Linked DNA regions of Homo sapiens: regions 1 and 2 are each linked to region 3. The links are chromatin loops, found by intact Hi-C in ENCODE. Cell type or tissue: heart left ventricle. All regions are shown on one strand. Region 1 has its middle 25 kb from the start of MVB12B. Region 2 has its middle 9.1 kb from the start of MVB12B. Region 3 overlaps MVB12B (multivesicular body subunit 12B).

The links. Hi-C counts contacts between places; a loop is a spot of excess contacts. Peaks named below come from ENCODE experiments on the same cell type or tissue, not always from the same donor. Only the 100,000 strongest peaks of a DNase experiment are listed, where the experiment ranks them.
Region 1: a loop joins it to region 3, with 9 times the contacts of the local background. A loop is called at or near these places in 94 of 110 quality-filtered maps.
Region 2: it touches region 3 in a loop (7-fold over the local background); 98 of 110 quality-filtered maps call a loop at or near these places.

What each region holds. Positions count from the first base shown.
Region 1 is chr9:126,300,717-126,303,216 of GRCh38, reverse strand. No RefSeq gene overlaps it. Among named protein-coding and RNA genes, the nearest start is that of MVB12B, 25 kb to the left of the region's middle. In heart left ventricle, CTCF peaks have their summits at 823 and 1,022 (motif pointing left); a DNase peak (open chromatin) is centred at 1,003.
Region 2 is chr9:126,316,489-126,318,988 of GRCh38, reverse strand. No RefSeq gene overlaps it. Among named protein-coding and RNA genes, the nearest start is that of MVB12B, 9.1 kb to the left of the region's middle. In heart left ventricle, a CTCF peak has its summit at 1,259 (motif pointing left); no DNase peak of the experiment used is centred here.
Region 3 is chr9:126,397,689-126,400,188 of GRCh38, reverse strand. The region is part of intron 6 of MVB12B (multivesicular body subunit 12B); the gene reads right to left. Among named protein-coding and RNA genes, the nearest start is that of NRON, 12 kb to the left of the region's middle. RefSeq lists a silencer at 1,561-1,620. In heart left ventricle, no CTCF peak of the experiment used is centred here; a DNase peak (open chromatin) is centred at 1,508.

The sequences.
Region 1 (2,500 bases), 97 kb after region 3:
CCACTCTCTCAACCATAACCACCACCACCACCACCACCACCACACAAAGTCCTTTCCCGAAGTCTCAGAGATTGCTACTCGTATTTCCTTTTGAATCATTGTTTCAAGTATTTTTTATGCATCCATACTCATATAAAATTTTAAAAACTTACTTTGGGTGTTTCTGTTTTTCTCGTCCTCTTTGTCTCTACATAAAAGGTACTACTCTAAGTATTTGACTCTTGCTTTATTTGCCCAACAATATCTCTCCAGGTGATGTCATAGATTTACCCCATTCTTTTAAATGGTTGCATAATACTTCATAGTAGGGCCATGCTATGGTTTATTGAGCAAATTCCCTGTTGATAGACATTTGGGCTGTCTCCAGTTTTTTATTCTTATGGAAAGTACTTCAGTAAAAACCCTCACAGAGGTCTCCTTGTGTACATGTGCAAACATTATCTCCAGAGGAGATACTGGCAAGTGGATTTCTTGTTCTTCAAAGTGGTGATACGAATTTCCATTGTGACCAGCAGGATCCAAGAGTCCCGAATTCCACACACTCTCACTAACATTTCATATCAAGCTTTAATGCTTTAATTTCTTTTTTCCAATCTGATGAGTGAAATATAGTTCAAAGTCACTTAATGTTTTATTTCCTTGATTACTAGTGAAATTGAACATTCTTCAAGTTTATTGGCCATTTGAATTTCCTTTTCTATAAATCGACTGTTTTTTATCATTTGCTGAGTGTTCTATTGGGCCATTTGTCTTTTTCTTATTGATTTGCTAGAATTCTTTATATATTCTGGATGCTAATCCCTTATCTGTTATATAAATTGCAAATATTTTCTCCCAGGTTATAGCTTGTTTTTAGCTTGTTTATGGTGTCTGCGGTCATTTAGGTCATTTAGAAGTGTTACATTTTAGCGTGGGGAGGTCTATCAATTGTTTCTTTTATGCTGCTTGTTTTGGGCGGGTCTGTTTTCAGCTGTGACACTGAAAGGCAGAGAAGCCAGCAGCCAGGAACACAGGCCCTCCCTCTGGTGGACAGATTGGATTTTCTGCTCCTCTCTGTGAGATAGCAGTAACCTCAACTGACTCCTGTTGGGGATCTCAGATTTAACTTGGTGTGAGAGGGTAAGAAAGATACTCTTTCTTCTGATAGGGAAATTAACATTGGAATTGTAAAGGTGATTTTATTTGTACCCTTTACAAAATAAGTTCAGCCAAACATATGGCTTCTATTGCAAGTCCTTGATAATCTGGCCTCTGTTTCTCGCTTTATTTTTATTTTCTAGAGAGGAGGCCTGTCTCTGTTGCCCAGGCTGGAGTGCAATGGTGTGATCATAGCTCACTGTGGCCTTGAATTCCTGGACTCAAGTGATCCTCCCACCTCAGCCTCCTCAGTACCTGGGACTATAGGTGCATGCCACCTCTCCTAGCTAATTTATATATATATATATATATAATATATATATATATATATATTTTTTTTTTGTAGAGACAGAGTGTTACTTTGTTGCCTAAGCTGGTCTCGAACTTCTGGCCTCAAGCAGTCAGCGCACTTCAGCCTCCCAAAGTGCTGGGATTACAAGCATGAGCCACCATACCCAGCCTCAGTTTCTCACTTTTATTGTTAACTACTCCCCTCCATGTAGGCTTCACTCTAGTTCCATTTAATTATTTACCAAACCAAACTCATACTTTATGTGTGTCTCCAGGAATTTTAATATGATTATCTGGCTTTCGAGAGATAGGAAAAAAGTCGTGATGACACCTATTTTGAGCCAGGCTCTGTGTTGAGTGATTGGGTCAGTCAGGATAAGCCAAGCTATGTTGCAGTAACAAAATCCCAGGATCTTACAGTGTCTATTTCTCACTCATGCTACTGTCCAGGTCAAGTTGGCTAGGGTTTGGCAATTCACTTTTTTTCTTCCAGAATCCAGGCCGCTGGAGCATTCTCTGTCTGGACCATTGCTGGTTGTGTTTGTTGTTTTAGTAGGAAAGAAAATGTGAAAATGTGGCCAAATACAAATTGACTCTAGCAGTTTCTGCTTAGAGTGACATGTCACTTCTACTCACATTTTGTTGGTCAAAGTGAGTTACGTGGCGAAGACTGACTTCAATGGGCTAGGGCATTAGTGGCCAAAAAAAATCTGGATTGGCCCTGTTCTTCTGGTCACCACATGTTCAATTCCCTCTACCTCCTACATGTAGAACATGTTCACCTCCAGGCAAGCAATCCAAAGTTCCATCCAGCCACTAGTTCAGGCTGAAGCCCAAAGTCCAGGATCTTGTGTGATCTTGTGATCAAGTTGAAACTCATTAGGGAGAGGAAATAACTGGCTCATTTTGGTTCAGAGATCTATGAACCAAAAAGACCGGCTACCTCCCACCCACAGACTCAATATGCTGTGGTGAAATGGAACAGGGCAATCTCAGTTAAACACTTCTATTCGAAGGGACCAGAATGGGAGACACATGGCAGTCAGAGCACTGGAGAAATTCTGAAATCAGG
Region 2 (2,500 bases), 81 kb after region 3:
TCAGTTGTGCCCTCAAGATATTCACAGGCTGTAGGGAGATTCAGATGTTGTTCAGTGATCATTTGGTTTTCCGTAACAGAAATGCTCTCAAACCCAGTTAGGCATAAAACAGAATTCATGGAACAAACTGGGATTCTCTCACGGAAGCAGTCTCGTACGGCAGGCACATTTCCAGGCCTCTTCCAGGGCTATGTTTCCTCCTGTTTCCCCTTTTCCCTGTGTCTGCCTTTGTTTTTTGCCCTTTCTAACAACGACTTTTCTCTTCTTCTCCTCCCTGTCCACAGTCTAACAATTGCTGCCATGATGGTGTTCTCAGCCCACAGTCTATATCACATCAGTCCCAGTGGCCTGCAGACAGTGACAAGGCATCTCTAAGCTCCAATTCCAGACTTTCAGAGAGATGATCTGACAGGCCCAGTAAAGGTCAGAACTACCCCAGACCCAATAAACTGGGACAGAGGGCAGGATCGCATCACATCTATGTGCCCACTTCCCTGGGCCAGGCAAACCTCAGGAAGGTTAGGGCTGCAGGTGTACTCAGGAAGAACTGACACCAGAAACCCAGAGCTTCCTTTATCTCAGCTTCATTCTCTCATTACAGACCTTCTTCTTCCACATGGCAGAATCAGACTGCTGACAGTTTTATATCCTCTTATTGCTTCTACCACTAAATAAAAATTGGCTGTCTAAGATTCACTTTAAAAATCCTGGGAAAAGATTCCAATGGGCCTAGCTATGACCAGGTGACCACTCTGGCCTGATCAAGGCCATTTAGAGGGACAGGGTCATTAAAGAACACAGCTGCTCCTGCAGAAAGAACAGGTTGCCAAGAAAATGGGTGGTCCTGGGAAAATCAACCCATGTATTGGCCCAAAGCTGTGTTATGATTCTGTTTGCTTATCTCCTCTACTAGCCCCTAACCCCACCTCAGTTGGTTCTGGAACTCAAGGAGCATGGCTGTGCCATCTCCAGCTCGCCCCATCCCAAGCTCACCCCATCCCACAATTAGTATCCAAACCCTCTGGCTTTATCTTCCAAGCCTTCCTCACATTCACACCCATTCCAGGAAGCTTTCTTTTTTTAAAAAAAGTAAAAAACATATGGTCTTTCAGACTATTTCTCTGCCATGACATTTTTTTTTTTTGGTCTTAACTATTTTTTGTTAATAGACTCTATTTTTTAGAGCAGTTTGAGGTTCGCAGTAATGTTGAGCAGAAAGTACAGAGGTTTGCCACCCTTGCCACCCTACTGCCCCCTTGTGCCTCCCCACTGTCAACATCCACCACCAGAGTGGTACATTTGTTACAACAGATGAACCTATGTTAAAACAGCATCGTCACCCAAAGTCCATAGTTTACGTTAGGGCTCATTCTTGTGGTATACATTCTATGGGTTTGAAAAAATGTATAATGATTTATGTCCACCACTAGCGTATCACACAGAATAGTTTCACTGCCCTAAAAATCCTGTGTTCTGCCTGTTCATTCCTCTCTCCCTCCTGACCCTTGGCAACCACTGACCTTTTTACTGTCTTCACCTTTTTGCCTTTTCCAGAATATCATCTAGTTGGAATCATACTGTTACAGTGGGTAGCTGGTCAGGCATGAGCAGGGCAGGAGAGTGTTCCCCCCCACCCACCCACACACATACAGCAGGAATGTCAGGTGACAATCAGGTGATGGTCAGGTGGTTGTTGACTGTCTCTGTAAAATAATAATTGGTAACATCCGTTGCTAGGGAAAGGTAGTCTTCTAACAGTCAGAGAACACCTGAAACTGGTGATCAGCAGCTTCCAAATAAGATCTCAGGAGTTGGGCGAGTGGGCTCAAGCATAAGCATTAAGAGGCAAAATGGTGGAGTTTAACTGGTAAATGATCTTCCTCTAGGAATGCTAGACTGGTAAGGGAGGAATGTCTCGAGTGAGCATAAGTACAACTCCAGTAAACACAGTGCGCATGCTCCCCTCCCAAGCGCTAGCAGGCCACTGTGCATGTGGACAGCCCACCCAACGGAAGAATCAGGGGATAAGAGAAGCAAGACCCTGAAAATACGCACACGTATAAAACCCCAAGTCAAAAGGCCAAACCGCACACTTGATCTCTGAAGTCGCCTGCTTGGTCCTTTTCCAAGTGTACTTTACTGCCTTTTATTCCTGTTCTAAAGCTTTCTAATAAACTTTCACTCCTGTTCTAAAACTTGCCTCGGTCTCTGCTTCTGCCTTATGCCCCTCAGTTGAGTTCTTTCTTCTGAAGAGGCAAGAATTGAGGTTGCTGCAGACCTGTACAGATATGGATTCAATGCTGGCAACAATACGTATGTAGCCTCTTCAGATTGCCTGCTTTCACTTAGTGATATGCATTTAAGTTTCCTTCATGTCTTTTCATGGCTTGATAGCTCATTTCTTTTTAGGGCTGAACAATATTCCATTGACTGGATGTATCACAGTTTATTCATTCACTGACTGAAGGGCTTCTTGATTGTTTCCAGGTTTTGGCAATTA
Region 3 (2,500 bases):
AGCAGGCTGGCCTGTCTCTACTCAGCTCCAAACTGGATTCCTCAAACTTGACACTGGATTTGGGTAACCTCTGCCTGGTGGTGTGAGGCAGTGCACACGCCCCAGGAGCAGGACTCCACTCAGGGCCTCCCGCTGTGCACACCAGGCTGTACTCCACACACCCACGCTCCGACCCCCGCCATTTCACACACTTAGCTGCTAAGCCAGGCCTCAGTTTGGCTCCTGTGTGATGGATTTTTGAACCTCGGGGGCCCTCTCCGCCTGCGCCCATCGCCTCCCATGGCTCCAGCAGGTTGTTCTGGCTGTAGAGGAGATGCAGAGTATTGATTCTATCATTCAGCACGTCAGCTCACCCTAATGACTCTGCATCATCTGCAAATTTGATAAGCATGCCTCTGATGTCTTTATCAAGCCATGGTTCTGCTGCTTGCTGAGCTAGAGGGCTGCAGCCCACCAGGGGACTCCTCCTGGGTCGACACAGAGCCATTCCCTTATCACACTGGGGACTTCTGGTGCTCCAGCGGTTGTGAGCCCACCTGCCTCCTGGGGCTCTTCCCAACCTCTGTCCCAGCAGCAGCGGAACCTCTTCTTCCCAGCAGAAACAGGTGACGCCCTGCATGTGACAGACGGTGGAGGGGCTGCTCTGATAGAGGCCAGGAAGGTGTTTCCTCTCTTGGCCCCCTGCCCCAGACAGCATCACAGAGCTGAATCAGAAACCCCACCATCTGATCACATGCCCAAGGCTGACTCACAAAGCTGGGCCCAGCCCCAAAGAGGGCCACAGAGATGGGACTGTGCCTCCGTCCCCAGGCCAGCTCTCTCCTGTTGATCGACGTGCATGACATAGGCAGGCAGGGGATGGAGCGCCTGCGGCCAGAGATATGGAGAGGCTCTGGGTCCCAGAAGAAGTGGCTGCCCTTCTTCACTAGAAGACAGTCAAGAGATGTGTGTGGCGATGTCTGTATGTGAGATGAAGCATCACTGTATGAGGGAGAGGAGCTCTGCCAAGCTACCTTCTACCACCTTAGCCACCAACTCACTGGATACAGCCCAGGAGCATCCCTCTCCCTGGGGACCTGCCTGCTCCAAAAGGACAACTCCAAAGCCGGTGACACCACAGCATTTTCTGCAATAACGGAGCTTCTGCGGGAAGCTCCTGCTTCTAGAGGCAGTTCCTGCTTTTGGACAGAGAAGGCAGTGCTGCTAGAACCACGAGGTCCTCAGGTGATGGCCTACAGACGGTGCAAAGATCCACCTTTGTCTGAAGTAAAGCTGGGAATGAACGGCATTCCAAAAAATGGCAGGAAATTCTTTGAAATCTGAGCGATGACACAAGAAATGGAGGCGGAGCACATGGTTTTGGCTTTGGAGAGGAATACAGACTCAAGAAGGCAGCAAGATCTGTGACCCACCGCTTCCTAGGTCCTCCTGGCTGGCCTGGGCCAGGGCTCTGCGGCGAAAGAGCCTGCCACTAGCTCCGGCTCAGAACCGCATTCCCCGCCACCGCCACGGCTGGGCAGTAGAGGGCGCTGCGTCACCGCGCTCCCAGAGGCCCGATCCACGCCACACAAAGACCGCACTGGACGTGGTTCTCAGGTTTATGGTTAAGGCTACCTGAGAAAAGAGTAGCAAGATGCAGACTTGCTATTACACGATATGATATCACCTATGTAAAAAGTACACAAGAAAAAGACTTGAGGGAAATATAACAAAAGGTTATAAGCATCTGCTCGTGGGAAATGGAATTCCTGTTTTTTCATACTTTCTACATTCTGCCAATTTTCTACAAGCCTGGATTACTCTCGCCATAGGAAAAGACCCGCGCAGTGCTCAGGGACCAGGGAGTAGTCTGGAGGGGTTGCCAGGGACGCATTTATGGTGAAACTGAATTCGTGCCTGGATTCAGGTAGGCGCTGGGGAGCTCCTCGGAGGCTCACCACATGCCCTCACCACCACACGGGCTCGAGATGCCCCGGAAGCGCTCACAGAAGAAGACCCAGCACAGGCCCAGCCCAGGAGCCTCTGGGAGGGCTTCCCGGGAGAGAAGTCCTCTGCGCTGAGACCTGTCAAACACACCTCATGTGCAGGGAGCACCGGGAGCAAAGGCGCAGAAGCCAGGGGAGGAGGAGGCTGCCAGCGCACGTTAATGTCTGGGGCTCTGGCTGGGAAAGGGAAGACAGGAAATCCCGGAGCTGGTGTGCAGCCCTGCAGGCCCCACTGAGGGGCCTGCCTTACCCTATAGGCTCCTGGTAGACCCCCAGCACTCGGAGCACAAGCCCCAGCCACTGCTCCCCACCAGAGGGGAGGTGATCAGATTCCTCCTCTGGAGAGTGTAGAGACCTGAAGCCTCAAGGAATAAAACAGCATACTCATCCTTTCCTAGGTCTTCAATGGAAAATTTGAATGAATAATCAACATTTCATTTTAAAATAAATCAAAGATACTGGATAGGAAAACAACACACAAAAAAACCCCACAAAAACCAAAAAACCCTGATGGA